Linked DNA regions of Homo sapiens: region 2 is linked to region 1. A link is an interaction called in ENCODE POLR2A ChIA-PET data of the cell type or tissue named here. Cell type or tissue: PC-9. All regions are shown on one strand.

Region 1 (8,000 bases):
ATGTCTTTGTAGATAAGAAAATCTTCATGTTTTTCACCGTATCTACTTGAGGTAGAATTTATTGGCAAAATAACTCAACTGGATAGATTCTCAAGAGGAAAATAGTCAGGCAATATTTGTGTATAAGAAACAGAGCCCTGTTCCTTAGAAGAGAGCTGTCTGTATCTGTAGCTGGGTGAAAAACAACATGACATTGGTGAACTGTGTATCCTAAGGTGTAATAATCTGGGGGACCAGGAGGATGAGCCAAGAGGGTGGGAGATAAGGCTAAAAAAATTGGAAAACACCAGTGACAAAGGCACCTGGTAGCTGCTCAAGGGTTTAGAGTAGGAGAGCCGTCTGACCACATTTACATTTGGGGTACATATGGTGGCAGAAAAATGGAGGATTGGGGGATCAGAATGGTAAGACTGGAAGCAGGGAAATGCCTTAGGTTACTATTAGTTGTTTTTATTTTTAAGTAAGAAATGTTCTGTAGTGAACATGTATTAATTTTGTAATAGAAAATACATAGCTATTATTTTGTATGAAATATACTTGTGGAATGGTTTATTATATAGTCCCAATTTAAAAAAATCTACAATTAAAATCCCAATTAGAGATTGGTTATTCATTTGACACTTGATGTCTTTGCTCAACAATAGGATTCATCACAGATTTTCATTAAATAATCATTTATTTCTACCACATTATCTGTAGTCTATGTAGGGAACATGTCAATTTTATTAAGCAAAGTAGAATGAAAATTACAACCATGTTACCTGCAGTACTTTAGTTAATTTTTATAGCTCCTCAGCCTTCCACAAGTCACAAAAATACTCACACCCTGGGTAACATACTAGTCTGGAGCAACAAGCCCCAGAAAACTGATAATAAAAATAATGGTTTATAAAGACAAGCCTGACAGACTAATTATAGCCTCACTTTGTCTCTCTCCAACTCTATTTAAAAACTATTGATAATATTTAGTCCCAGGTATATAGATTTTTTGTGTTGGTTTGGTTTGGTGTTTTCATCATTTGAACTTCTTAATAGTTTTTGGAATTAATTAGACAGTCAGCTATCAAATGAGAGACATTTAGTAAGCAAGTTTACTATCATTTTGCCCAATATTAATATGTTATTTTAATACACTTTAAGTTTAATACAGATCAAGTTTTAAACCCCAGCCAGGCGCGGTGGCTCACACCTGTAATCCTACACTTTGGGAGGCCGAGGCTGTTGGATCACTTGAGGTCAGGAGTTCGAGACCAGCCTGGCCAACCTGGGGAAACCCCATTTCTACTAAAAATACAAAAATTAGCTGGGTGTGGTGGCGCATGCCTATAATTCCAGCTCCTCTGGAGGCTGAGGCACAAGAATCTCTTGGACCCAGGAGGTGGAGGTTGCAGTGAGCTGAGATTGTGCCGCCGCACTCCAGCCTGGGTGGTAGAATCAGACTGTCTCAAAAAAAGTTTTAAACCCTACTTGACAGTGTATTCTTTGTTATTATTATGCATTTTATACTGGCCATGTAAAAATGATGTTGTCTGATTTTACCTGTGCACACAGGATTATATAAAATGTAATTTTAATATCCACTTAATCTAAGTACTGAACCACGGTAACCTTTTAAATATATTTAAACTATACAAGTAATACATAAATATTGGGCAAATTTATTTGTATGAACCAGACTGAGGAGGCTGGCCAACATTGAAAATACCCTTTAAAGTACTAAGTAAATAAGTATAGTATATTTAACTCTTTCTAATGATAATAATTTTTGATAAATGCTAATTTAACTCCCTTCAGATAGGCATGCTTTTTGACATGTGAAAGTGAGATTCCATAGGTTGTTGCTGAGATGATAAACTCAATATAAATAATAGAGAAACCATATGGTTAGCCCGGGATTCAGAAATTGGCTTTAACATTTGCCAGTAAATAAAGAGTTTCTTTGAAGGCACACCGATGTATTAATTTTTAATTTGTTTCTTTTTGATCTCTTAATTACTGAAAAAGATTTATTGGTTAATTTTAGGAAGGCAAGTGTTTGAAAAGTTTCGCCAAATACTGTCTTCTTTAAATGACTGTATGGTAATGAAAAGTTAAGAGGAGAGCCAAATTAGATTGAATAATTGTTCAGTCATGTGGGTCAGGCTTGTTGCATAGCCTGGTTGTTAAGACTGATTGCTCAAATTACATTGCCTGGGGTCCTGCACTTGGTTGGCTGTCTTCTCAGATCTTAACAAGGTTCTGGGAATTTCTTTTTCTGACAAAGTTTGCTTTGTATTTTCCCCTCCCCCTACCACCTCCAGGATGCATCATCTGCAGACATCAGAAAAGCATATCGTAAGCTTTCACTAACTTTACATCCAGACAAGAATAAAGATGAAAATGCAGAAACTCAGTTTAGACAAGTAAGTGAAATATGCTATTATATATATATTTTGTGACAAATGTATTAACATGTCGATGGTAGAAATATTCACTTATATATGGAATATTTTCATTTGAAAATGAGGTAGTAGTTTAAAATATAGTGTATATTTTTTTTCAAGTTTCTACAAAATGCATTTTTACTATTTTGTATTAGCATCTCTAAATTCTTGGAGGGTCATAATTGTCATAATTTTCTTGTCTAAATTACAGCTTTTGCTTCTAAATGCACATTTTAAGATAAGTATTACTTTTGTAACTGTCACAAAGATTTATTTTGATATCAAGCATTTTTAATCTCTTAAGGTACTACCAAAACATAGTGTTACTTATAAAGGAGATTTCATCTGTTTATTGTATATATAGGCACATAGGATTTTCTGCATGTGTATTGTAGTGCCTTCACCCTCCTATGTGATTTCTTATAGTTGAGAGTATTTTTATTTTAAAGTAATGCTTTTATTTTAGTTGGTGGCCATTTATGAAGTTTTAAAGGATGATGAACGAAGGCAGAGGTGAGTGTTCATTTCTGCTTTTGAATTAAGATGTTATAGTTTCATGCTACAGTTTATAAAGAATTAAGTCTTCTTAAACATTTTATTATTATGTTAGCATTTTATTTTTGTTCCTTCCGAGAAATGCAGTGTTTTAAAAATGTGTGTTTGAAGCAGAGTTAATTTTATTGAAAGTATTCACTAGATTGATTTGATACATACAAGCTTCAGGATTTTGAGTCATAATGTTAGCAAGTCCGGGCTTCCTTAATACGACTTTTAACATGAGTGTTTATGCCCTGGGAGATACAAATACTGCCTGAATTCAAATAAATGTCCATTCCTTCCCATATGTCAGTAATAGCTCCTATCTGTGCCTGATGCTTGGTGCTTTTCCCCCCCATTCCTTAAATGTTTGAATTAGACTGTAGTGATAGTCAAGTTAGTACTCTTTCTTGATATTTCCTCACTCTCAGAATAACCCAGTTATATAAGCTTCTGTAAGCCTGTAGAAGAAAGAAAACTTTGCCTCTTGCATCTATTTCTTTTGCCTCCTTCCCTTCCTTTACTCTGCTCCGGCAATTCTGCATTCAGGGTTAAACTTCAGAGTGGAGGTAGCCCCTCACTCTAAGACTTCTCTGTGCCCCTTTCAGAAGACTGGCAATATATTTATGTAGTAGTTTATAATGCCAGTGACTTAAGAGGAGATTACACAGAGGCCCCTTTCCTCTACTCCTACAGAATGTATGGAATGTAGACATCATTTCAGCAGCCTTCTAAGTTTTTTAAGTCAGACCACAACACATACGCACACACACACACATAACTAAAACAATAGTTTCACAAGATATTTCTTATTGCATGTTAAACACATTATTTTCTATTCTAGGCTAGACTAGTCTTTTGGTGTTTTTTATTTATTTATTTTTTAAAAATGTTGGTTGTGGTTCACTAAATTCATTTCATGAGACACTAGTGGACCACAATCCAAAATTTGAAAATGTTCTACGATACAAGAGTACCTGTAAAAAACAAAACAAAACAACACCTGGCTATTTGACATTTAGGCAAAAGCCAGCCTAAATATCTGTGTCCTTCACTAGGGGGGTAATACATCTCCAGACAACCCTATAAATTGTGCTATGTTACATTCTGAATCTTTCCTCAAATGTATTATCTGGAATTAGTCTGTATCCTAAAATGTTAGCTACCATTCTTGATTCTCATCTTAACCGTTTAATTTGAATACCTCTGCTTGTCAGATTGCAAAGCACAGGGATTCAAGATCTTCTCTTAAAGTGTTCTTCACTTTATAACAAGGGCTGGCATTGGTCCAGATACCATAGCAGACATTCCTCTGGTTTGAGATAATCCATAGTGTTGAAAGAGTCCAAGAAGCGTGTTGAAAGAAGTTTTGGTCATTCTGTGCATATTTTCTAGTTGGTTTCTCTGTGAGCCCTAGTTTTGTTTCACACATCAAGAATGTGCCTGTAAAGGTAGCTTTATTTAGTTTTCTAATATTTTTGGCTTGAGGTTTTTTTCTTTTTGTTTGTTATCTTAAAAGTCAATAAACTTTGTAATTTCTTTCAGTTACCAAAATTATTTCTATCTTTTCAAAACAAATCACTTCTCATATATAAATTGTTTCTTCATTAACATGGAATCATCTATTAATAAATAACATCATCTCTTCAGGATTAGTTCTCTCATTTATTTTAGACAGTTGATAGAAAAAATGAATGTGACAGTTACACAAACAGCTGTAGTATTTATACCCCTTGAGGCACAAGTAACTCTTTGGTAACTGGTTTTCCTTGAGGCAAAAGTCTTAACTAATGAAGCTAAGAATCACTCCTCTAAAGCTTGTGCCTGAGGCCAGGTGACCTATGAGTATTTAAACATACAGGAGACAGACATCTCTGCAGACAATTACTTAATGTTTATAATTCCTTTAGGAAAAAAAAGAGCACAGTCAGCATTATCTTCTAAAAGAAGATTATCTACATATTGATATGAAAAAATGCATTTTGGTATCACAGTTATTTACTATAAATATTCATTAAATAATACTTTTAAATGTGTAACCTTCCAGGAATTGGTAATTTGGGAAATTGTCATAGACATGTTTCCTATTTATTTCCCTTTTATATAATTGTGTTTTCTCTGAAATCAGATGCATTATTTGAATTTTGCTGGAAAAGGGAATAGCAGTTAAATTGATAAATTAACAAACCAAATAACTTTTAGTTAAAAAAAAAAAAAAAAAGGAAAGGCTGGCTGGGTACAGTGGCTCACATCTGTAATCCTAGCACTTTGGGAGGCTGAGGAGGGCAGATCCCTTGAACTCAGGAGTTGGAAACCAGCTTAGGCAACATGACAAAACCTCGTCTCTGCAAAAAATACAAAAGTTAGCCTGGCGTGGTGGCACATGCCTATAGTCCCAGCTACTCAGGAGGCTGAGGTGGGAGGATTGCTTGAACCCCGGAGGCGGAAGTTGCGCACTGTGCTTAGCCTGGGCGACACAGCAAGACCCTGTCTCAAAAGAAAAAGCCAGTTTTGTTTGATTTTTTAACATCCTTATTTGGGTATAATTTGCATACAATAAAAGTCACCTGTTTTAAGTGTACAGTTAAGTGCTTTTTAGTAAATTTACAGGCTTGTGCAAACCATCATCACAGTCCAGTTTTAGAACATTTACATCATTTCAAAAAAGCTTTAGCCCATTTGCCGTAGTTCCTCACCCTGATCTCCAGCTCCAGGCAATTACTGATCGATTTAGTGTATTTATAAATTTGTCCTTTCTGGACAGTTCGTATAAATGGAATCATGCAATACGTAGTTTTTTGTATCTGGCTTCTATTAACATAAGGTTTTTGAGATTCATCCATATTGTAGCATATACCAGTAGTTCATTCTTTTCTATTGCTGAACAGTATTCCATTGTATGGATATACCACTTACGTTTATCTATTCACCAGTTGATGGACATGTGGGTTGTTTGCAGTTTGGGGCTGTGATGAGCAAGGCTTCTATGAACATTCACATAAATCTTCAGATGGACATATGTTTTCATTTCTCTTGGGTAGATTCCTAGGAGTGCAATTGTGAATAAACGTTTAAGCCTTTTTCTCCCCCAAGAACATATATAGCATGAAAATACAGTCATGTACTGCATAATGGCATTTGACTCAATGGGGGACCACATACACAATGCTGGCTGGGCGCAGTGGCTCACACCTGTAATCCCAACGCTTTGGGAGGCTGAGGTGGGAGGATCGCTTGAGCCCAGGAGTTTGAGACCAGCCCTGGCAACATAGCTAGACCCTATCTCTACAAAAAATAAAAAAATTACCAGGGTGTAGTGTTGCATGCCTGTAGTCCCAACTACTTGGGTGGCTGAGATGGGAGGATTGCTTGAGCTACTTGTGATGCTGAGATGGGAGGATTGCAAGGCTGCAGTGAGCCATGATCGTGCCATTGTACTCCAGCCTGAGTGAGAGAGTGAGACCCCATCTCTAAAACAACAACAACAGCAACAAAAATACCCAGTGCTAGTCCCATAAGATTATAATATGGTATTTTTACTGTACCTTTTCTAAGTTTAGATAGACAAATACTTACCATTGTGTTATAATTGCCTACAGTGTTCAGTACAGCAACATGCTATACAGGTTTGTAGCCTGGAAGCAGTAGGCTACCATATAGCCTACATGTGTAGAAGCTATACAACATAGGTTTGTGTAAGTACACCATGATGTTCACACAGTGAGGAACTTGCCTAACAGTTTGCCTAATTATGCATTTTTCAGACCCAGTGACTGTCATTATTAAAGCATGCCTATAACAGGTTTTCCTGGTTATTGTAAGAAAACCTAGCTTAGCAGCCTTCTCTAAACTCTTTAGCTAACTTGTTTTGGGAAATAGTAGCCCAGCTATGTTCCAACAAATTTTTATGAGTGCCCTGAATGTTAGTTGAGGTAAAATACTGAGTACTAGTCATGACATTTATATACTAGATTGCGCTTTAGTAATATTAACATACCTACTTTTGTTCAAAATCTATTACGAATTTTTAACCAGTCTTCTTTTGCTAACCCAGTTGTGCAACTTTAAAATTTTTTGTCTGTTTCATGTTACTATATTTATAAAAGTTGAATGTGTTTTTTAGTTTACTAAATAACGTTTCATTTACAAATGCTGTTAAACGTATAGTTATTCAGCCTTAATATGTTAAACTTTTATAAATTTATTAACTAGTTATTGTAAATTTGATTACAGGTGTGTTAGAATCAAAATAACCATTAGTCTGAGAATAGGAAATTTATTTTGGCACCTTTCCTAAATAAAGTGCAGTGTACCACAATTTTTGGCATATATATATTTTTTTCAAAGAAGAATGACAGCAATTAATTTAGACATGTTTTCTGTTTATAATCTTTGTACAAGTAGTTTTTATTCAGTTTCAAAATGTGACCTAAGTGGAAATTATGTTATTATTGTTTTAAACTAAAAATTCAAGCTTTGTAATACAGAAGATTCATAATTAGGCACATGCTAGAATTATTTAAATATTCATTTTCATAATATACAGATTTTTAATTTTAGTTTCATAATTACTATTTTATATTTCAAAAAATTGTAACGTTTTAAATTTCTGTACATTTTTCTGCTGGTAACTTGAAAAAATTTTAGATTTGTTTTTCAGTGTTTGTATTAGCCTAAATATGTTTGATGAATTGCAGATTATAGTATAAAACTCACTAATGAGTATGTAACCATTATTTTATGTTCTTGATGTATATTTTAAGAAAATCAAGTGAAATAAACACACATTAGGCCATATGTTGGATATGTGGAATTGATTAATGTTTTCATTTCCAAGAAAATGCCATTATAATTTCCTATGATTTTTAGCATTAGTGATATTTTTTATCATAGAGATTTCTTTCTTTATATCTTACAACACATACATTTATACATTCTTAATCTGGCTTTAATAAATAGTTGAGAACAGTTTGTATGAATCCCAAATACAGAGCATTTTAACAGTGTTATATGTTTAAATATAGAAAAGCCTAATACAGT
Region 2 (8,000 bases), 200 kb after region 1:
GTAAACATTATGGGCCACATACAGTTGGCCATCCCTCTGCAAATAGTACACTATACCAGGATAATTTAGGCTGTTACATCTCAGGCTGATTTCTAAAGAGTAATATAAAGTTGGAAATAATATGCTAAAAATAATTTAGTACCATTTGTTAAGTCCCATTTAACTAATGAAAAGGAAAAACTATATTAAGCAAAATAGCACTTTCTTAATAATTCTCGGTAGCTTGTAATATTTTAAGTTTAAAAGGGCAACAGAGAAATGCTTCTTCCACTAAACACTGAGCAAACATTAACTTTCTTCTTTGAAAAGAAAAACAACATAGAATTAATCACAGCATAAAATCACAGACTAGTCAGATCATGTTATCATTGTTCTTCAGATTCCTGGTTTCCAAAGAATGGATATTTGATTTTCTGCAGAGTTCAATCAGGGAAAACAATACTACTTTTAGTTCACCCAGGAATTATACAGAAAAAAAGGCATCACTAGATGTACCATTAGAAAATGAAATTAGTGGTTACTGAACTAATCTTTAGGATAAAGAAGATGTTCCTTAACAGACATTCCCCAAATATATCAGCAATACTGTTATTCATGATCTGTCATCACATGAAAAAGTTCATTTTGGAAAAAAAAAAAAAAAAAATTGTAGACATGGAGTCTTGGCATGTTGCCCAGGCTGGTCTTGAACTCCAGGCCTCAAGCAATCCTCCAAACTTGGCCTCCCAAAGCGCTGGGATTATAGACATGAGCCACCACGCCTGACCAAAGTTTTCATTTTTAATCACGTTTCTCCCATTCTTGGAAGAAAGACCCTAGAATGGGCTTTTCTCTTACTCTCCATTGTCACCCAGTCTAACACCATGCTTGAGGGAGGGTTCCTAAATTAGAGAACATGGAGAAAACAAAGAGAACGCACAGAAGGGAAATAAAATTAATAAGGAGATAGCTATCACCAAAGTTCCATTCTCCCCTACAAGCAGACACAGTATCTCATACCACATTCTCCCCATTTAGAACAGAAGGAATATGCAGTTTGATAACCCCAAATATATTAATTAGATTTTAATAAATGGTACCTGAATACTGTCATAAAATGATTTCAAAAAACTTGTAATACATTTGCTATAACTGATTCAAACAATTTAAGAACTAGTAGGAGTTTAGTGATCTACCACACGACTTTACTGAATTAGGAACTAGAGACTAAGGGATTAAGTGCTACACAGAACAGAGCTAAAACTGGAACCCAAACTTGAAAGTCTTGGGTCTACAACTTTAAGAGATCTTAAAACTATTTTATGATCAAAAAGAATTACTCAAATCAGTATACAGGTAATAAATACAAGAGAGTTCGAACTGATTGGAAACCAAAGGAAAGGGATTTGTTTTACTTAGAAATCTAATGGTGTTTAAATTAATATTTAAATTAATTTAGAATCATTTTTCTTGTCTAGACATGCTTCTTATCTGTAGAATGCTTTTATAGCCTCACAAATGTACACTCTACTGATATGAGATAAGAAAGTTTCCAAATCTCAAACGTTTCCTTTGCCTATACTTTGCAGTGTAAATAGCGCTTACCGTGGCGAGAGACTTCCTCGGGGTGAGCTTCCTCTGCCAACTAGGTTGCGGCTATTGTCTCCAAGATCTTGATCTGTAGTGTAAATATTTCAGAGCTGATAAAGTGACTCTCACTAGATAAGAGGTTTTAAACTCTTGCCCTGATTTTTCCTAAAACATACATTAAACCTTTACCACTATCTTTGCAGTTCCCACGAAAATAGAAGATCTAGCATGTTGCTAGTTCAGAATTGCTGAACTGTGGCATGTAAGGCGTTGTCCCTACACGTTTTTGTGGGTGTAGAAGGCCATGGATTATGTTCTGTTCTTTCATTCCTTTCAATTTTACAGCACAGAAGCGTGGTTTGCATTTGCTGTACCCTCCCCTCAGCCACTTTTAATTTCTACGGTTAAAGTAATGAATCACAGCTGTGGACAGCTAATCTGTATGCTTATCACAGCAAATCCGTATGCTTTGTATTTTTTAACACTTTGCATCCCAAGACAAGCCATAAAACACATTTACATAGAGCTGCACACCAAGACTAAAATTATGGTGTTAGACACTAGAGCCTTACACCAAGAATAAAATTACATAAAACACTAAATTTCCAAATTGACAAAAACAAGTAGGAATACAGAATCCTGAATTTTAAAGAAAAAAATTAACTTTTCAAAATATTCCTTAGGTAATATCATATATCTCTGCTTGGAAAGTAACTTGTATTTCCCCTGCAGTTAGTTCCTTATAAAAATCACCTTATCTGGCCTCTTTCAAGGTTGTCCTCCCCTTATTCTGAGTCAGGTAACCTCTGACCCTTAAACGGTAAAGACAGACTGATCCATTCTTGGTGAACTGCTAAATCCATTCCCTTCCCCCAAACAGGCATGACTACTTGGACATGTCAACCAATCCTTAAGGATGCAATGAAACAAAGCAAATCCAGTGGCTCATTAAGACAGTACAAGAGACAAATGCGACAAAACGTCAACTGGTGAACATTCACAGGATTACTAAACACTGCAGAAATTCTCTAACAGGATTTTTTTAACCAAGTTTGTGTAATACAATTTCATGAATTATGCAAATAAAGGTTTAGGCTATTCACAGAAAAGCCCAGTGTTATGTTACTTTCATTGCATAGAACTGAGAACTGAACACATCAATCACAAAAGTCACAGGAGACACTGCTGCATTCCTGCTTGCTGATGGCTCTGTTGAAACATTTCCATTTCAGACAATAAAAAAAAAAAAAAAAAAAAAAAAAGGACATTGCTATTTTGCAGCACAGCATACTATTTACTTCCAACTGTGATTCTTTTTTATTGTAAATTGACAGTTTGTAATTATATAAATTTGGAGTACAAATTGATGTTATGATATATGAATGTAATGTGGAATAATAAAATCAAGCTAGTTAACATAACCAGCACCTGAAATATTTAACATTTTCCAACTGTGAATATTTTTTTAAAGTACAAATCCTCTACTAACCACATCCCTGCATGTTTTCAAATAAAATGAACCAAAAGGGGAAAAAAATTAAAGTAGGTGAGAGTAGGGTTTTAGAGTTAGTAATTCTTGAAAACTTACCTGTTTGATTGTTTTCAGACTGAGCTATAAGAGCTGCCATTGATGAATTTGATCTATTGCCATACATATGAGATGGTGCCTGACTGAGAGAAGATCCAGATAGAGTATTTGCCTAAATGGAAAAAATTACAATGATAAATGAATTATATGTGAAAATATATTAAAAGTTTTCCCTTCTAATAGATCTAGTAATTATATTCTCCAACCTAAGAATATAAGCAAAATTTGTGACCTTCTGAAAAGCAAATTTCGTTCTTACTTGTTTTACCATTCAACATGTCAATTTTTTAAAAGTTACATAACTAGGCCGGGCGCGGTGGCTCACGCCTGTAATCCCAGCACTTTGGGAGGCTGACGTGGGCAGATCACGAGATCAGGAGATCGAGACCATCCTGGGTAACATGGTGAAACCCCCGTCTCTACTAAAAATACAAAAAATTAGCCGTGCATGGTGGCGGGCGCCTGTAGTCCCAGCTACTCGGGAGGCTGAGGCAGGAGAATGGCGTGAACCCAGGAGGTGGAGCTTGCAGTGAGAGGAGATCACGCCACTGCACTCCAGCCTGGGCGACAGAGCGAGACTCCGTCTCAAAAAAAAAAAAAAAAGTTACGTAACTACAATTTTTTTTTTTTTTTTTTTGAGAAAGAGTTTCACTCTTACCCAGGCTGGAGTGCAATGGCGCGTTCTCGGCTCACTGCAACCTCCGCCTCTAGGGTTCAAGCAATTCTGCCTCAGACTTCCCAGTGGCTGGGATTACAGGAGGCGCCCGCCACCACGCCCAGCTAAATTTTTTGTATTTTTAGTACAGACGGAGTTTCACCATGTTGGCCAGGTTAGTCTCAAACTCCTGACCTCAGGTGATCCACCCGCCTCGGCCTCCCAAAGAGCTGGGATTATAGGCGTGAGCCACCGCGCCTGGCCATAACTACAAATTTTTAAAAAAGAAGAACTGGCACGTTGGAAGGTAACTATTCCTGCTTTTAATTTTCAACATATCTAGCTGATACCAAACCCCAGTGGCACAGCAACCATGTGGACATGAGACTAATTAATCTTATTAAGCCATCTGAAACATAAAAGCAGGAAGACAACAGGTATCTAACCAAATGCTTCAATCTCTCATATCACAAGCTGGCTAAGGAGGTCAAAAGTCCAACTTTTACTTCTAGTATTTTAGCTACAGGGAGCTGTATTTCCATTGCTTAACTCTGTCATTAGTAAAACCTGCACACTATTTTGTTACTTCCTATTTTGATAGACTTGGAAGCCTGCTGCTTTTTCTGTTTTGTTTTGTTTTTATTTTAAAAGAAAGCAAACAGGCATCCCAAGTATGTTTTCTATACAATGCAGGACTCAACGAATCACAGCTTTGCCCTGACCCCATATAAGGCACTGTCTTTTTGGCAGCAAGCCAGCTCTACTAACTGAAGAGCTCGTCCAAAGTTTGTAATTCATTCATGTTGCTAACCACAATTCTGAAGGCCTCACTGGGACCTGTGCCAAACAAGCGAAAATGAACCCTTAAACAGATGAAGCTAAGGAGGCTGGCCAAAGTATTGCGTAATCCACTGTAATAAAAATGCTTTCTTTGATGTGCATGCTCTCTCCCACTTTCCAAGAATATTATGACCTTAAAATTTGACATTTTGGAGGCAAATCTCTTGTATACAAAATGCTGTTACTCACAGAAGACTCTCAGTGGCCTGAAATAATTCTCAGATTTAACAGAACCACAAATGTTAAAGTAGAATTGTTCTTCTTTTTCATGAATGAAATCAAACTGAAGCTTTTATAAACTAAAATCATTGCAGTTATTTCAGAACAAAACTCTTGAAAATATCGGCAAAGAACTAAAGCACTTCTATCGTAAAGAAGCTGAATAACAAGAACAAAAGATGGGGGACATTTGGATATGTATAACTGCACACAAGAGACTAAGACAACACAGTAGTTGTAAGCAAAATAACACAGAGAAGAAGCTGTATTTCTGGACAGACTCACATCATGACATTGCATCTTGGCCTTCAGCCCACTTACAAAGCATGAAAATGTGCGTTTATGGTTCACGGAAACAGTTTCTGGGATGTACCATCCTTGCTTTCTATTATCTCAAAGCGTGTATTTTATAGTTCACACTTTAATGTGTAAATTAAATCTGTCAATTTCTGGGTTTTGTTTTTCCTCTTATTAAAAATATGCAGACAAAGTCAGTAAGTTGGTACTCTTCAGTCCTGTTTAACAATCAACTGTCCCTCGGGAAAAGGTAAGTTATAACTTCAACATGAAGATCGTGCTGTTCACTTACCATGTATTTAGTAGTAGAGGGCACATAAAACACACAATTCATAAACAGAGATACAGTTAAGATTTTTTTCTCTCTCCAGAAGTCAATTCTTTGGGAATCTTAGCTATTAATAAAACAATATAGAATAAGAAAAATACAAACAATTCAACAGAAAAAACAGATATTACCAGTCCCATCTGTTGACGTCTCAGATCCTAATACTTAAAAATAGCTTTTGTAGAGCCAATTTACTCTTACTGTAGATACAATTCTAAAAAAGATCCACTACACATTTAATAGATTAGAAATGGAAAATTAATTAGAAGGAGGAAGAAACAGTCTTATCTCGAGACAGTCTGTTGACACCAAGAAGTAACAGCTGACCACAGGACAGGGCAGAGAAAAATAGGACCAACAGAGAAAACACAGTACAGAATGCGGATACGGTGGTCCTCCAAGAAGACACTGAGGATAGCATTCTCATTTTAGTTTATTATTAACTTTATAAAGTGTACTTCTAGATGCCTTAGCACTTCCAAAGCAAGGAAACACTCCCAGCCTTTTGACTCTCGTTCATGCAGTCATCTATGTGACATATCAATATATCACTTGGAATACCTTTTTGCTTTCAATTATCAGTCTCATCACTTGCCTTAGATAAGAATCCAAAGATCCAACTCTCACTAGAACTAGAAATATACTCTTTTTTAGGAAGGGTTCCTTCTGCCAAGGGCTTTATATTAATATTTATCCTTATTAGCTTCAAATTTCAGAGGGGTGGCATTTTCTTGATCTAGTCTCTGAATTATCTTAGTTTCCCTATCTATTAGATCTATATATACTAAAGATCAAAATAGAAAGGAGTATGGCACAACAACTAATTTGCATAATGATGATCATCAAAAAAAGATAAAGTATCTTTAGCGTATGCTAAAGAAGGAAAGTATCTATTTTTAAAAGATGGCTGGCAAAAGTTGATACAATAAATGAAAGTATTATTGGAAATGACCAATTTCCCAAACGGGTTAGCTAAAATTAATGTGGTAGTTGTTTTTCTAGTAAAGGCATTTATCTAAACAAGAGACTTTCAAAAGAGAAATTAAAAGTTATTAATTTTACCAGATAGAGTCATTTTGGTGTATAAAAACATCTACTACATTCCATATTAATTTCTGCTGGGAAACTGAAATCATGAACGTCATCATTTTAAGGTTGGTAAGATGAGATACCAAAGACTACACAAATGACTGTCACTGCTTAGCCTACATTTCTTAACTGATGTTTGGAACAGTTAATACTGGGACCCTTGATGAGTCTTTCGGAAAGACTGGGTACCTCCAAGCCAAGAAACCCCCACCTTTTAGTGGAAAGATCCCACAGCTTATTAGCACTGAAGATGCAGAAGAGGAAGACGGCTTACTGAAGAGAGCACACACAGTGTCTGGCGTTTCATAGACTCAAAAACCTTTGCTGCCATTAATAAGCAAAAGCATTAAGATTCAGGGGAAAGGAAGAAAGTCCATGTTAACCCAAAGAAATAAGGGTTATGAAGCATCAAGGGCATGAAAGCTTTTGTATTAAAAAAAACTGGAATAAGAAATAAAGGAAACATTAACATACACATACTTCTCTACAGCATACTTTGGAAACGGATTTTGAAAAGTGCATTGAAAGCAAATTACTAATATACCAGAAGACTGTTTCAGAAGATCTGGTACAAAGACTAGAAATTCTTTTTGGAAAAGAAGTACCTATTATATGACATTTCAATCTTAACCTGCCCAGGTAAGGAGAACGGCTATTGTGAATAGACACTCTCCTTGGATCTGCTGGTACTGTAAGAATATAAGTTAACACTAGGGGAGGCTGAGTGAAGGATATCCATGATATATCTAACTCTCTGTACTGTCCTTGTAACTTTTCTATATATCGAAAATTATTTCAAATTAAGAAAACTGCCATAACAAACTTAAGTTTATATATATATTTGAAAGATTCCTCTTTATGTAAGGATAATATATATAAGAATATATAGGATTATATATACATATATGGATGTATACATCCTTCATATAATATCTTAAAGAGGAATCCTTCCCCTTTCCCAAGACCAATAACTGATAAAAATCACTTCTGCTCAAGATGTTATCTAACATTTATTGTAACACTCTAGTAAAAACCTCATTAAGAGAAGTGTAATTATTTTACAAGATAGACTGAAAGACCAGTAGATTAAGAATAAATTGAATAATTATTGAACTAAGCTTAAGTCACTTTTAAACAATATATGTTCAGGTGTCTGAGTTAAAGAATATCCTTAGCAAATTTAGAATAACTTAATATATTAAACGTCTGCAAGTCTCTACCAAGGCAGTATTCAAACTCAAAACAAATAAAAGAAACTTAGTATTTCCTAAGTAGACTGGCATACCATATTAAAATATTAAGATAAAAATATATTTCAGCTTATAATTTCTCCTGTTATTAAGAGTTTACCTCTTATATTTTCAAATATCTGCCTATGACCACAGAGATGTTTTAAAAGAGCTTGTTTATAAAGT

Evidence for each region. ChIA-PET counts read pairs that join two places held together with the same protein. Peaks named below come from ENCODE experiments on the same cell type or tissue, not always from the same donor. Only the 100,000 strongest peaks of a DNase experiment are listed, where the experiment ranks them.
Region 2: POLR2A ChIA-PET joins it to region 1 with 11 read pairs; 2 of 35 experiments call an interaction of 5 or more read pairs at or near these places.

Annotation. Positions count from the first base shown.
Region 1 is chr10:21,923,442-21,931,441 of GRCh38, reverse strand. DNAJC1 (DnaJ heat shock protein family (Hsp40) member C1) reads left to right here. Exons shown (of 12, transcript NM_022365.4): 2 at 2,301-2,402; 3 at 2,890-2,936. Among named protein-coding and RNA genes, the nearest start is that of DNAJC1, 76 kb to the left of the region's middle. In PC-9, no CTCF peak of the experiment used is centred here; DNase peaks (open chromatin) are centred at 3,671, 4,281 and 4,751; H3K27ac peaks cover 1,142 bases.
Region 2 is chr10:21,721,513-21,729,512 of GRCh38, reverse strand. MLLT10 (MLLT10 histone lysine methyltransferase DOT1L cofactor) reads right to left here. Exons shown (of 23, transcript NM_001195626.3): 15 at 3,158-3,269; 16 at 1,585-1,657. LOC107984214 (a long non-coding RNA gene) reads left to right here. Exons shown (of 2, transcript XR_001747388.2): 2 at 2,450-2,990. Among named protein-coding and RNA genes, the nearest start is that of MLLT10, 190 kb to the right of the region's middle. RefSeq lists an enhancer at 2,490-2,991. In PC-9, no CTCF peak of the experiment used is centred here; a DNase peak (open chromatin) is centred at 4,622.